Regions from separate parts of the Homo sapiens genome. Here region 1 is linked to region 2. Evidence: read pairs that join two places in POLR2A ChIA-PET (ENCODE). Cell type or tissue: PC-9. All regions are shown on one strand. Each heading gives the region's core, and the rest is flanking DNA. Links, peaks and the distances in the headings are about the cores only. Region 1 has its middle 36 kb from the start of LINC02101. Region 2 has its middle 79 kb from the start of RMEL3.

Region 1 (7,999 bases), core at 2,001-6,000, 770 kb before region 2:
AATACGTTCTTCCTTTGTATATTTATTTTATAAGCTTTTTAGATTTAAAATTTTTTTTTTTTACTTGTTAAACTTTGTGTTAAAAACTAAGACACAAACACACATTAGCCTAGGCCTACACAAGGTCAGAATCTTCAGTATCCCTGTCTTCCACCTCTACATCTTGTCCCACTGGAAGGTCCTCGGGGCAATCACACACATGGAGCTGTCATCTCCTGTGAGAACAATGCCCTCTTCTAGATACCTCCTGAAGAACCCGCCTGAGGCTGTTTTACAGTTAACTTCTATTTTTCTGTAAGTAGAAGGAGTATACGGGGAATATTGTTATAAAATAACAATAACAATATGACATAGTAAATATGTAAATCAGCAACGTAGTTGTTTATCATCATTATCTAGTATTATGTACTGCACATAATTGTATGTGCTCTACATTTATGTGACTGACAGTGCAGTAGCTTTGTTTACACCAACATCACTGCAGCCAAGTGAGTAATGTGTTGTGCTATGACATTACAACGGCTATGGCTTCCCTCGAATTTTTAAACTCCATTTTAATTTTGTGGGACCACAGTTATAGATGCAGCCCATCATTGACCAAAGTGCCATTATGTAGCACATGATTGTATATAAAGGTACATAATATATTAATGGGAATACAAAAGTTACTGAAAAATATTAGTGACAAATGTTCTTTATTTCTAAAATCTAATTACTTCGTATGTCACAGTGTCATAATCTTAACAAATTTCAAATAGAAAATGGTTCAGAATTATTCATACTTCCATATAATTTTGAAGTAACATGCTGACCATTTTATATTAAGTATTAAATACATGTTTGTTCTGTGAATAAATGAATAAATTAGTAAATATAATAGGTATACTGATCTCTAGTCTCTTGGTAATTCTCTTCAAGCTCTATAACCCACAGAAACCCCTATCTAAAGCTGAGAGGAAACTCCCAATACAATAAAAACAGCAGATCCAACTTCATCACCTTATCTGTGGTGTACATTTCACTGTGAGCCAAATCATTCCTCCCTGAGAAGAAAATAATTTCTAATTCCTTTCTGAAGCAAGAGCATAACACAAATCAATCCTCGCTTTGTCTAAAGCCTACTTCCTCCTTCAGGAGAAAACTCCAACCGTTAGATGACTCAAGACAGCCCTTTACAAACAAAACAGCGAAGACACAGGCATTTCCCAGCCTCCTGCTTCCTGGAAGAGTTTCCTGCTTCTCAAAGGTTTGCTCTGTCCAATGCCAGCACCACCCACTCTGGACACTCACACCTTGCATTTCCTGCTGTTAATATCTACCGGAGCGTCTGGTCACATGGATGAGAGGAACAACACACACTCCATACACAAATGCATATGTGTCAGAGGAAGAGAACTTGGGGCTTTGAAAGGCCCCTCCATCTATGGTAAACACACATTGTTATTATTAACTTATCTTCACCATCCTTTGAGAATATTTCCATAGGGCAGTTTCCGCCTTTGAGGCCACGAACACCTGGGAACCTACATGACCTTCTGGACACACCTCTAGATTTAAAAGCTCTGTTTGCTAGTTCGTTATCTGTGTATCACCAAAGAGAATCTATATTTTCCAAATCTCACTTTAATTAGAAGTACCTGCAAGGAAAGGTGATCAGATATAACCCATGTGCCCTTCAAATTCTTGCCAACACAGCATCTTCTTTTGTCCCCACATAAAAAGAGGAAGAATGGCTAGAAGAGAAAAAGTACTTTTTTTCTTGTCAATTGACAGCCTGTAGGTTTACACACTGTACCCTGACAAGTTGTATTTCTTTTTAATAAATGCTGAAGCTAGATTCAACGTACTGAAGACATATAGGAACCATATATATATATATATATATATATATATATATATTATTCCTTTGTATCACGTGGTAGCTTTCACAGAGCTCCTGCAAAGTCCTAAATATAAACAGTGGGCAAGTCATTATCAATTCCAAAGAACAAGCAAAAAGCTTATTTCACTTACTTATTTTGTTTGGTTTGTCAAGTTAACTTCAGATTATTAAAGATACATTTTTCTCATTTCCTTTGTATTTTATTATAACACTAATTACTATCATTACTATTATTGCCACTCTTTATAATATCTTACCTTTAAATACTATCTTTTGTCCTGAAATATCTCAAAGTTGTTTACAGCCTAGTAAAGAAATTAGACATGCATCTCACTTTAGTCCTCCCTCTAAACGTACCCACTTCCTGCAGTGGAAACCAGCAGCTGTATAACTACATGCCTAACCCAGTCTAAGATGGCTTTAAGGACACAGGGGGCTGGATAATGCATGCTCAAGTCATCCAGTTACTAGCCAGACATGGTACTAAAAGGCCCTGAGAAACAAGTAGAACCAAGGTTGTTTTTGAATTATGGGCCTTGATCAAAACCCTGGATCGGGGGAGAGATGATTTGTCTTCTCTTCTGAAACCAGGTCTAAATAAGTTAAAAGTGCAAGCCTATAAATATGTTATTTCTCCTAATGTTAAAGATAAAAAGAAAATTCTTGAAGTTTTACAGGAAAATCGGCATCGTTAAGTTAGGGAGCTAACACCATTGAGGCATTTAACCTTTGAGAGTGATTTGAAGTGCATCTGAATTCCTGATTTTTAAATATATCCTTTATTATTCACCTCCTATGATAAGAATATTGAGACATGTTTGAAACTTGCTTAATTTTTTGTGTTGTTTTTTGTTCTCCCAGAGTATTTATACGACCACCATTAACCTTGTTTGTCTTTCCACGTCAACTACAATGTCTTTTTCTGCAAGGCTACACACAAAAAACTTGTTAAACTTTGAAAAATTTTAGTGGAAAGCATGCACACGAATCATCTCCATCTCTAACATTTCTCTATTCTTCTTATTTGGGAGAAAAGTGGGCTTCTTTGTCACAGATATATTTTTGAGAGTCTGGATAAATAGCAATAATATTCCAGCTGTTCTCCACTGTCCTCACTCATATATCATAACCATCCAGCTGTGAACACTCTGAATTCCCCTTCTGTGAAAGGCCCTAGCAGCCTTGACCCAGCCCCATTCCATCAACACACATGAAAGACTCAGAGAACAAATTCCCTGGGCTCCAAGTAAAACTTACTGAACTCACTCCCTCCATATCCAAACTATTCCTCCTGCTACTATTCAGTTCTCTGCCATGCAAAGAGGTCTCTGGAAAAGAGAACCTTAACTGGAATTCAATTTCCTCATCAAGTCTGGGGCAAGTTTCTTTGGGCTGCCTTGATCATATAGGTTAATTAGAATACCATGTATTATGGACCTGAGCTTTAGAAAATGAAGCAAACATGATTTATTCTTACAGATTTTTGACAATAATTTTCAACGAAGTCTTAAATCCATTTAGTTATTCTGCTGCTAAATGTGTTAAAAATTATAAAAATATCGACACAGGAATTTGTTTATTAGGATATTTGTCTTTGAGTTAGAGGAAGAGAAAGTCTAATGAAGAACCAATTTATAGCTGAGAAAGATACTTTGCCCATACTTATTCTCATGGAACCTGGAAGATTCCAGTTAGTCTGATTTTTCTACATGCAAATTAATAATCAGCTGTTATAAAGGTGAGGTTACTACACCATACACCAAAACTCAAATTTCTTTTTATGTCATAAAATCATGGTTATAATCTTTTGTAATGCGCAAATAGTTTAAAGGATTATGTCTATACACAAGTCTATGGAAAACTTGTAAATTTCAGGGATGACAGTATCAGTGCAGTTTAATATAGCTTCAACTGACCTGATTATAGGTTGCCATAGGCTGTATTAACCAGACATTAGGGTTATCCAAATGTCTCAAGAATCCCAAATCTTTAGGGCTAGAATACCAGATACTTTCTATTTATGAGTTGGATTTGATGAGGTGGAAAGACTTGTGTTTCCATTAGTTATTCTATTTTGCCTGAAAGAAGGAAGACAATGAAACACTTAAAAATAATGGCTGCTGATTCTCAAGTTCCCCAAATCCCTTCAGATTACTGAGCCCATGGATTAGCATCGCTGGATTTTCCAGATTCAGAAGTTTGACAGATTAGAAAGAAGTCTGGGGCATCACCCCTTTGTATTTGACCTCAAGGTGCCTCCATGATTAGCTGAAGCATCCCCAAAACTTGCCTACCCCGTGAAAAATATTCCAAGATTTCAGTTCTTTCTCAGATGTTGGAGTGAATACATGGAGTTGTTGGTTTTGAGATAAGAGTGTCTTCATGAATTCACTTTATCATAGAACTGCCTGGACTCACAGCTAGAACAGTATCAAATCTGTCCGTTTGTATGAGGGGAAGAGTGTGTAGGCGAAGCCAGCTGGCCCACAGTTGGCACAGCTTCCCATGCTGTTGACTGAATGCCGCAGGCATGCTATGATTCATTTCACCTTTCACCTGGCCATGCACTTTATTAGAGAGGCCCATGAATTTGGATGTTAAGGATTTTCCCTGAGGAAAATTTTCTCAGACAAAAGCATAGCATCCATAACATCAATGTAGAAACCTAAGGTAAAAGCATTAGTAACACTAGAGAGAGATAAAAAGCATTTTGGAGCAAAATAGTGAAATTTTTATTTTCCCAGAATTTTATACATCCTTTTTTCATTTTTAAATTATAAGTAAACATGTATCATTGAAAATTAACAGAGGAAATGAGTTTCAATAAAACAAATTCGTTTTGGGGAAAATCATTTTTTTTTTCTGTTTTAAATAGGGGGCAAAATGGAGCTGCTCTTGCCCATAGTATTCTGTGCTGAAAGAGGAGGAAGATTGAAAATATCTTGGAAAATATGGGTCAAGTCCCTCCTTTGAGTGTCTCTATATGTCATTCATATACAAAACAAGGACTGCTGGGTGGCAGAGGCCTTCAGGAAAAAGCAGATCAACTCATGTAGAAAGAGAGACAATTCTTCCAAAGTCTTATGCAAGTTGAGGTCTGACCCTTGAAGCAAGTATGTTATTTTCTGCTAGAAAGCAGACGTGTAATAAATACCTGGTGTTGGCCTCAGGAAGGATAGGAAGATATGCAGCACTTATCCTGAAAAGAAAAAGGCTGTAGTCCCAGCTACTCGGGAGGCTGAGGCAGGAGAATTGCTTGAACCCGGGAGGCAGAGATTGCAGTGAGCCAAGATTGTGCCATTGCACTCCAGCCTGGGCTACAGAGCGAGACTCCTTCTCAAAAAAAAAAAAAATAAATAAAAAAAGGCAAGGTCAGATAGTCAAGTAGTCGAAAAGGTTCAAAGCCAGAATATGGAAGAAATATTACTGTGAGAAAGAATGAGCAGGTGGGCTTCCTGGCTGGCTTCTTGCATTGGAAGTAGCACTTTGCTTTAGCTGCCAGTAGAATAATGAGGCAGTGGGAATGTGTGCCTAAGAATCTACAGCTTAAAGAAGTAAGAATGGATGTTATGGAAATCCAGGAACATCTCCCAAGCTACCTTATTTGTGTTTTCAAATGACTTTAATCTCTGAAATTTGAAAAAGAGTTACAGTAAGTGGTGATAGCTCTGAGACTTTGATGGAAACATAAAGTGAACGTGTCTGTGAAGAATATTGCCCAACTGAATGCTCTTATTTTATAAAGTGAAAGGTCCAGTTCACACAGCTAATTATAACAAACAAAAGCACATTGGACTGTTCAAATTTGTCTTCTCATAACTTCCTACTTTTCACAGTTATTTTCTCTAAAGGCCATTTTTGTAGTAGAGAGAATTTGCTAGAATTTTCTGGGAACATTTGCCAATATTTCTATTGTTCTGACAGAGAAAGAAGGGAGGCAAAGACAACACATGTTCCTGTGAGCCCGTAGAGAAAGCATACTTGAGAGCCATTGCCACACCTCAGTGACACCATTCTTCTCCATGGAAAATTTCCTGATTCTTTCTCTACTCAATTTTGAGAGTCCTGCTTGTTTTAAGATATGTAGCAATGAACATCCAAGGAAAATGAAAGCTGCATAAAGAACTTAGAATCTTAAATGTTTAATTTGCTATGTGTATTTTCCTTATTCTACAGAGAAACACATTATTTAAACTTACTAAGAACTCTTTGGTTGCCTACTATACCCAAAAGGCATTAAATGTGCAAAGATCACTTGTATATCTAAGAGTCATAAAATTCTGTTTCTTATATAAACAAGTTCTACATAAAAGAAACTATCAAAATCAGTTATCATGTGAATTATATAACAGTGTCCCTTGCACCTTACTTCTATGACTCATTCTTTCATGATTAATTAGAATTTATAAAGATAGCTTTGCAAAATTTAATGCACTTGCGCCTTTTCTATGATATAGTCGACTGTAAATTAGTGGTTCTCATGGAGGCGAGAGAAACATGTATACTTGAAACAACTCTTCAGGTGATTTGAACCATCTTCAACAAAATCACAGCTGTGGATGGTATCTGGACCACATAATCTCCACTTTTCACTAAAGACTCAAACATTTATACAGGCTATTGTCTTGCTCTTCTCAATTCTTCCTTTGATGATGGTACAAAAATTATAAATGGAGGAGCAATCAAAAAAGAGTAATTTCAACTTGTTTTATTTTTTTATTTGTGAGAAATTGTAAAATGGGGATCTTGTTAGAGTTGGCTTCTGAAGGTTAAGAATAAATTGTTTTTAGAGAAGATTATCTTTGTTCTAAAATGAGCCAGACATTCATTGAGAAGCCTATTAAATAACAGCTTTAGTCAAAAGAGTAAAATAAAGCAAATACCCACCTGCTCTTTGAGAACATAATAAAGTGACCATAAGATTATATATGGATGCTGCAGAATATTAACCAGTTAGTGTATAATGCAAATTGGAGGGCACTTTATTAGCTAAAATTTTTCCCCAAATATGTAAAATATTGGGTTCACTATTGTAATAGCTCTTTCTGGGTGGAGAAGTTCTAGTTATATATTGTAGAAGTTTTAATTACACATTGTTCTAATTACATATTATAGATTCTAATACAGGAAACAGATTTACCCCTGTTAATTATGCAGGGACAACTGGAAAGGAAAAGGTCACCTATACTGAGCAAATGACTGGAAGTGTGAGGTTTCTAGGCTCAAAATTATGAGTGAACTAAGATTTATTTTTGGCCAAAATGAAAAAGCCAACCTCTACCACCTGGTCTTTGGATGGGAACTTTGAGCCTGATAAGACATCAGCAAGTGCTGAAATTCCAAACTTGCAATAAAAAGTGTTCAATAGCATACTTTGGTTTAGGTGGGTATTGAATTTTTAAATGTGCCTGTAGTAAGCTGGTACCAGGAGATGCAACATTTAGGAAACACCATTGCCTGACTGCATATGGGGACCCGGAAATCTCTGGGATCACAAAGCATTAAAAGTGTGTTGGCGATGCAATCTAGAAGCCATCCTTAATCTCACCCCCACACCTTATCCAGGTCTAATCAACACACCTACAGAACATGTCCCCATGGCTTCACACTTTCCAAGTCCCCTCTGAATCTCACCTGAACCATTCTCATAGCTTCTAACTGCTCACCCTGTTTCGAATCTTGCCAGCTACAATCTATTCTCCATACAAACACATCTTTTGAAGTTACTAATCACACCATGCCACTCCCCCTACTTGCCAGGCTCCAGTGATTTCCCTTCACAGGAATATTAAAATCTACATCTCCACCAGACTCTCCGGGACCATCCCTGCTTTTCCCTCACTTTCACTTCCGCTCCTGTGCTCCAGCCAAATGGATTGCTTTCCGCTCCTTCAGACCTCACCTCAAATGCCCTGCCCTCGGAAAGTCCCGCCCTGACTACCCCTCACTGTTCATCAAATCACTGAAATTTAGCTCTCAGATAACACTTAACATTTTCCTCCTTATTTTTTTGCTGTTTGTCTATTGGTCATCCTGTTGATTTGTTGGGTTATTGACTGCTTCTTCCAACTAAAATGCAAGCTCTATGAAATCAGGGCATCCTTTTTATCCCTAATG
Region 2 (7,999 bases), core at 1,420-5,419:
GGTGGTAGGATCACTTGAGTCCAGGAGTTCAAGACCAGCCTGGACAACATAGTGTGACCCCGACTTTACAAAAAAAAAAAAAGATTAAAGAATAAAACGAAATAAATACAATGGGCTGACTCTGTACACGTGAGCTGCAGCATGGCAGCCCACCACTCCAGCCCACTCAAGATGCAGAATAAAGCTCATAAAAGTGGGCAGCATCGGGGTCGGGGATCTGCACAGCAGGATGGCAAGGGCCATCTAGCACTGAAAACCCTAAGCAAGAAGGTGAGAAAAGAACTCAGCAGAGTAGACCAGAGGCATTCCGCCAGTCAGCTCCAAAAGCAGAAGAAGGAGGTGGTTCTGGCGGAGAAGAGACAGCTGGGTAGCAAGGATGGCTCTCCTCATTAGCACTAGCTGTCCAGGGATTATCTGGCCTCCCACTGAAGAAACAAATAGATGCCAGAAAGAAGCTAAGTAAAGCAGTGGAGAAGCACTTTCTGGATGACAAACTCCTCTTGTTAGACACTCAACAGGAGGCAGGGATGCTGCTTAGGCAGTTGGCTAACCAGAAGCAATGGCATCTTGCTTTTCGAGATCAGCAGGCCTACCTATTTGCCCATACTGCTGATTTTGTTCCTAGTGAAGAGAATAATTTGGTGGGCACCTTGGAAATTTCAGGCTATGTTCGTGGGCAGACTCTGAATGTAAATAGGTTGCTGCATATCACTGGACGTGGTGATTTCCAGATGAAACACATAGATGACCCCATGGACCCTTTCCCTTTAAATCCTACAGTAATTAAATCCCAAAAGGACCCAGACATGGCAATAGAGATTTGTGCTATGGATACTGTCGATGATATGGAAGAAGACCTTAAAGTCCTAATGAAGGCAGATCCTGCTAGACAGGAATCCTGACAAACAGAGGTTATCCCAGATCTAACGCAGGGGGAGCAAACCTGGCCCAATGAGGAGGAGTTGAGTGAGACAAAGGATTTCTTGAAGGGAGATTCTAAGGTGGTAAAGAATATGATGATACAGAACATGAGGATTTTATGAAGGAGGAATCTCAGCATGAAAGTGTGAAGATGAAGAAGAGGAGGAATGTGAAACTATGACTACAAGGGAGTCTGTGCATGATGATCTCTCTGATGAGAAAGTGGATGAAGAAGCTGAGGCAAAAATGTTGGAGAAATGTAAACAAGAAAGACTGGAAGAGATGTTTCCAGGTGAAGTGGGTGGACACCCCCTGTGATGTGGCTGCCAGAAATTCAGTTTCAGAAATACAAAGGCCTCAAGAGCTTCCAGACATCTCCATAGGATCCTAAGGAAAAATATTGCTCAAGATTGTGCTTGAATATTTCAGTTTCAGAACTTTACTAGTACTAGGAAAAGCATATTTAAAGAGATTGAAGAAAAAGAGGTTGAAGGAGCTGATGTTGGCCAGTATGTCACACTTCATGTCTCTAATGTCCCTGTCTCAGTGGTTGAGTGATTCAGGCAAGGAGCACCCTTGATTGCATTTTCTTCACTACCTCATGAACAGAAGATGTCAGTATTGAATATGGTGGTGAGGCATGACCCTGGCAGCACTGAATCTGCGAAAGCCAAGGAGGAGCTCATATTCCGCTGTAGATCCAGGCACTTCCGAGCCTCACCTTTATTCTCTCAGCATGCTGCAGCAGACAAACATAAATTTCAGAGATTCCTGACTGCTGATATGGCCCTGGCGGTGACAGTATACGCACCAACCACTTTTCCTCCTTCATCTTTGCTGCTTTTCAAGCAGAAAAGCAATGGAATGCACAATCTCATTGCTACAGGCCATCTTTTGCTGGTGGATCCAAACAGAATGGTCATCAAGAGAGTTGTCCTGAGTGATCCTCCTTTCAAAATTTGTACTAAGATGGCAGTGGTATGTTACATGTTCTTCAATAGAGAGGATGTGCAGTGGTTTAAACCAGTAGAACTGAGAACAAAGTGGAGCCGCAGAGGACACATCCAGGAGCCTTCAGGTACCCATGGCCGCATGAAGTGCAGCTTTGATAGGAAGCTAAAATCTCAGAACACAGAACTGATGAACCTTTACAAATGAGTTTTCCCCAAATGGACTTATGATCCAAGTGTACCAGAACCAGCACCTTGGGTGAACAGTGAGATTTCTTCAACAGTGCCTCAGGTGGGCATGGAGTAATGGATTTAAAGCGATTCTGTCTTACTGAGGCCAGTCAGCACTCCAAGGATGGGAGTCACAAGTTGTGATTGGGCAAAGTTTATTTTCTATGTCAGCTTGTCAGTCGGCTGCACCATTTTGCAAGAATTTTTTTGGCCTTGATAAAATGTCTCAGTTAAGTATGGAAGTTTTTCTACTGCTTAATCCAAAAAGCTATTAAATCTTACTGAAATAAAAATAAATGCATAAATACAATGCATTATTAATAACTGTGGTCACCATGCTGTACAATAGATCGCTAAAGGATATTCCTCCAGGGTCATTGAAACTTTGTACCCTTTGACCACATTTCCTTTCAACTTAGTCACTGACTTGCTGATGTTCGGCTTTGACAGAAATGCGTTTCCAGAATGCCTTTCCATTCCTCCCTCAGAGCAGGGAGGGCAGTTAGGCTTGCTTCTTTCACTTTTAAGTTGATTCTTTCCTCTGAGGGATGGAGTCTGTCATCCTTACATTCATCATCCGCTGGGGTAGCACTCCAAAGTCACCCTCACCATTTGGCAAATCCACCATTTGGCAAATCCAGCTTCTGTCAGATGTGCCCACATGTTTGTTTCTTCTCCACAAATGGAAGAACTACGGTGATTACTGCTGCTCACTAAATTAAACTTAACAATCTAGTTTATTCCAGCAGGTTCCTGGTAAACAGCACTGCAGCTGAAAAGGCTTATCCTGTTTATGTTAACATGAAATATCCTGGGTTGAGGCTCCCAGAGCAGGGCAGAGGCTGCCCTCCCTGAATGTCAGCTGTTTGAAGGGCTTTCTGTTTTGACAAATGGTGTTTAGATAAGAAAGCCACTGTTGATGTGATGTTTTGTATCAACTTTGAGCTTTTGACGTAGATGGAGGTTGTTCTATTTCAGTATATGCCAGGCCTTCTTAAAGAGGAGAATCATCACTCTATGTAATGGCTGGAAGTCCCCCATTGGCTAACCCTCCATACACAGCGTGACCTTCTTGAGCTGCTGTCTCTGCATCAGGTTTCTCAAGCTCAGCACTATTACCACAAGACTGAGTCATGCTTTGTTGTGGGCCGTCCAGTGTATTGTAGGATGTTTAGCAGCAAACTGACCTCTACCCACTAAATGCCAGTAGCACCCTCCCACAAGTCCTGACAACCAAAACTGCCTACAGACATTGCCAAATGTCCTCTGGGGAGGGGACAAAACCACCTCCGACCCACCCACCTGCATTGAGAACCACTACTCAAAGTTAAAAAGAACATTCTTTTTATGAAGGCCAGGAAGGGACAGGACCATTTGTAGAACATTCGGGAACTCTCAAAGCATCCTCAGATTGGTCTCTTCTTTCATTCATGTCCACAGGGAATCTGACTGGTCCAGCTTATTGAAACTAGAAAACCAAATATTTAAAAGACATTATGAGAAAAATTAAAGTCATCCAATGAGTATTCAGTAAGTGTTCTTTATGTGCCCCCAACGTGGTCTGCTCTCTAGATTCTTTAAAAGCTTTCTGTCCCATCACCCTTAAAAAGGAGGGAGGCCAGTCACGGTGGCTCATGTCTGTAATCCCAACACTTTGGGAAGCCAAGATGGGAGGATCACTTGATCCCAGGAGTTCGAGACTGGCCTGGGCAATATAGTGAGACCTTGTCACTACAAAAAATCAAAAAATTAATCAAGTGTGGTGGTGCACACCTGTAGTCCCAGCTACTCGGGAGGCTGAGTTGGGAGGATGGCTTGACCCTGAGAGGTGGAGGTTGCATGAGCCGTGATCATGCCACTGCATTCCAGCCTGGAAAAAAAGCAAGGCCCTGTCTGGAAATAAATAAATAAATAAATAAATAAATAAATAAATAAATAGGAAAGAAATCATGTCGCATGCTACACTATGGATGAACCTTGAGGACATTATGCTAAGTAAATGCCAGGAAGAAAAAGACAAATACTGTGTGATTCCACTTACATAAAGTCCCTAGAGTATTCAAATTCAGAGAGATAAGAATAGAATGGTGGTTCCCAGGAGCTGAGGGAAGAGGAACTTGGGGAGTTGTTGTTTAATGGGCACAGAGTTCTAGTTTTGCAAGATGAAAAGAGTTCTAGAGATTGGTTGCATGACAATGTGAATGTAACCAACACTACTGAACTATACATTCAGAAATGGTTAAGATGGTAAATTTTAACTTATGTGTTTTTACCACAATAAAAAAACTGATAATAATGAAGAAAAATAGCACCAGCCTGGGGCCTTGATGACAGGGCAGTCGTTTATGACAGGACATGGAGTGTTCTGATGATGGTAGGTGGTAGTTCAGAAAATAGAATTAAGAATTAAGCATGGTTTGGAAAAGGTGTCATAATTCAGAAAAGAGATTCTCCCATTAAAACTTTGGTTAAATTTGGATCATTTGAACTGATCCTATTCCCAAAAGTCCAAAAGCTACTGTGAAATGTATAGATCATTCTTTGAGACTTTCAGCATTACATATCACGCTCATCAGTACTTTTACCAGGACCCTAGAGAGGGGTGTGTGTGTGTGTGTGTGTGTGTGTGTGTGTGTGTAACAGAGAGAGAGAGAGAAGTAGCTGTAGTGCGGTAGCATCAACTTATGATTTCTCACAACCACTTTTTAAGGAAAGGAAGGCAGGATTGGAGAGGGAGAACTGCAGCTCAGTGAGGATAAATGTGGCCCCCAGCAAACTCTAAAAGCCTCACGGAGGCCATGCTGAGGAAATGAGTAGAGGGCAGCCCCCTGGGCCACAACCTCTACCCCAACCAGAGCAACTCCACACCCTGAGCTCTACACGTGGGCTTCCACCTAAGATTCCAATGAGGAAAGGATTCTGCGTCTAAACTTTGAAAACCGCTAGATTAGGAACAACTCTAGGTTCCTTTACCACTTAAACATTCTGTGATCCCAGTCGAGCTTGCTTATTATTCATTTGATCATTTTGGCAGCCAATTGCCCCCAGAAAAAACTGGGGTGCCCAGACATAATCCAGGCATGGCACTATGAAGTAACAACAAAAAAAAGTAATGCAGGCCTTATTCTCAAGAAACTCATGGTGTAGTGGGATCCAGCTGCATGTAAACCAAAATACTGCCCAATATTCTAAGAGAGGGAATTATAAGGTGAGAAGGAAGCAGCAAAAAAAACAACAAAAAAAAAGCCTTTATCACAAGAAGAAATTCTAACTAAGTAGAAATGAAATGCAGTGAATCTTATAGCTGAGAGGAATCCTGCAGTAGTTCACAAGATGGAGGTCAGAACTGCAGGAACTGGGACCTGGGAATGAGACCCAGAGATTCGGAAGCATGAGGCTTCCATGACAAAGTCACCTCAGGCAGGCCCTCTCCACTTCAGAAAAACATACACATGGCTGCCTGCAGTCCCAGCTTAGCAGTACCAGTGGGAAGAAAGCGCTTTCTCTCCCAGTGCCTCTCCATCCATTCCAGGAAGAACCGTTTGGGCTCCGTTTGGGTTCCGTGCCACTGCTGTCAGAGGATGCAACACATCCATTAGCCAAGCCAGGGTCCTGAGCACCCTGCCTATCCCCACACTCATCATTAAAGGGGCTGAAACCAAGAAGAAGGGGGATGGAAAATCTACTGAGCATAACAGTCACCACTACAGGAGGCTCCGAACTACCAGGCAGATGGATCTGCATGTGTGAAGGGTGGCTGTCCACCTTCCTATCCAGCCCTGTTGCTATCTGCTCATATTATACTAGTCCTCTCTTATCTGCAGGAGACACATTCTAAGAATCCCAGTGGATGCCTGAAACCACAAATCATACCAAGCCCTATATATGCTATGTTTTATTCTATACAGTACATATATAATACACCTACGATAAAGTTTAGTTTATATATTAGGCAGAGTAACAATAATAACACAGAACAATTATAACAATATGCCAGCATCACTGCTCCTGTGCTTTGGGGTCATTATGAAGTAAAATAAGGGTGACTTGAACACAAGCTCTATGAAACCATGGCAGTCACTCTGATAACCGAGATGGCTCCTAGGTGGCTAACCTACAGGGAACATAGGCAGCGCTGACACACTGCACAAAGGTATGATTCATGTCCCCGCAGGACTCAGTGGGTACAGTGCCAGATTTCAGCACACTATTCAGAATGGTACTGAATTTAAAACTTATTTGAATTGCCTATTTTTGGAATTATTCCCTTTAATATTTTTAGGCTGCTGTTGACCATAGGTTAACTTAAGCTGTGAAAAGTGAAACTGCAGATAAGCAGGGACTGCTGTACACCACCCAGGTCACCTGGAACCATTTCTGTGAATGAGGCATCCAGAGGGGGAACCATGGGCCCAGACTTCATTAGCCATTAGATTCCTAGGGCTGCAGGAAGAAAGTACCATAAACTGGGTGGCTTTAAACAGAGAAATGTATTTTCTCACAGTTCTGGGGGCTAGAAGTCTCAGAGGAAGGTGTTGGCAGAGCCATACTCTTTCTGAAACCTGGAGGGAAATCCTTCTTGTCTCTTCCTAGCTTCTTCTGGTGGTTGCCAGCAGTCTTCGGCATTCCTTGGCTTGTAGTTGCACCATCTCCCATCTTCATGGCATTCTCCCTGTGTGTCTGTGTCTTCACATAACCAGCTTCATATAAGGACACCAGTCATATTGGATAAGGAGCCCGGTCCACTCCAGTATTACGTCTTAACTAATTACAACTTCAATCAACCTGTTTCCAAATAAGGTCACATTCTGAGGTTCTGGGGGCCAAGTCTTCAATGTATCCTTTTCCAGGACACAATTCAACCCATAATAGCCAAACACTGGACTTTTATGCAAAACCTCTGAAAGGAAAACCTGAAGCCTTTTCCGTTTTGCTTGTACCCAGAAACATCAACAAGGTCAAAGACAGTAGTAGACTAAGATATAACCCAACAAAGAAAACAAGTAGAGCCCAATCCTTGTAAGAGCAAAAGATGTTAAAAATACATAATACAGGCAGGGCACTGTGGCTCACGCCTGTAATCCCAGCACTTTGGGAGGCCGAGGCGGGCGGATCACAAGGTCAGGAAATCAAGACCATCCTGGCTAACAGGGTGAAACCCCGTCTCTACTAAAAGTACAAAAAATTAGCCGGGCGTGGTGGAGGGCGCCTGTAGTCCCAGCTAATCGGGAGGCTGAGGCAGGAGAATGGCGTTTACCCGGGAGGCGGAGCTTGCAGTGAGCCGAGATCGTGCCACTGCACTCCAGCCTGGGCGACAGAGCAAGACTCTGTGTCAAAAAACAACAACCAAAAAAATACATAATGCAAAAAGTTTGTATTAACTTGAAACTATAAGTTAGAAGTCACGGTCTGTGCCTCTGAAACCCACAGATTTGACTGCTCATAAACATCAGTATTCTGCAATTTGCCTCATTATTCAAGACCATGCAGTACTTTATGGAAACATAAAATTGGCAACTCAGTCCTTAAACCATATGTTTTAATAAGTAGCAGCTAATCAGGCAAAGCGTTTGCATGTCTGTTATTTTGGGACTGTTTCAACATCTCTCAGGGACCGTAAATGTCCTTATTTGCAGCAAACAGTACCCAAGGTAGTAGCAAAATATAAGCCACAGCTATGCAATTATGCTACTGTGAGAATATGTTCTCAGCAGGTGAGAAAGTAAATGCAGGCAAGGTAATTAGGAAAGAAATCTAGCAATGAAGGGAAAGCTTGGGGCAGAGACTAGCTGACGAAATACAGACTTCAAGGACATACCATTGAGCTCTAATGCAGACTTTAGCTTTGTTTAAATATTGAGAGCTGTCTTACAATGAGATTAGTTGTCTCCAACCTG

The links. Peaks named below come from ENCODE experiments on the same cell type or tissue, not always from the same donor. Only the 100,000 strongest peaks of a DNase experiment are listed, where the experiment ranks them.
Region 1: POLR2A ChIA-PET joins it to region 2 with 6 read pairs; 1 of 35 experiments calls an interaction of 5 or more read pairs at or near these places.

The regions. Positions count from the first base shown.
Region 1 is chr5:58,082,377-58,090,375 of GRCh38, reverse strand. No RefSeq gene overlaps it. Among named protein-coding and RNA genes, the nearest start is that of LINC02101, 36 kb to the left of the region's middle. In PC-9, for the core only: no CTCF peak of the experiment used is centred there; a DNase peak (open chromatin) is centred at 4,405; H3K27ac peaks cover 1,502 bases.
Region 2 is chr5:57,312,163-57,320,161 of GRCh38, reverse strand. It overlaps the pseudogene LOC100288510. Among named protein-coding and RNA genes, the nearest start is that of RMEL3, 79 kb to the left of the region's middle. In PC-9, for the core only: no CTCF peak of the experiment used is centred there; a DNase peak (open chromatin) is centred at 3,211.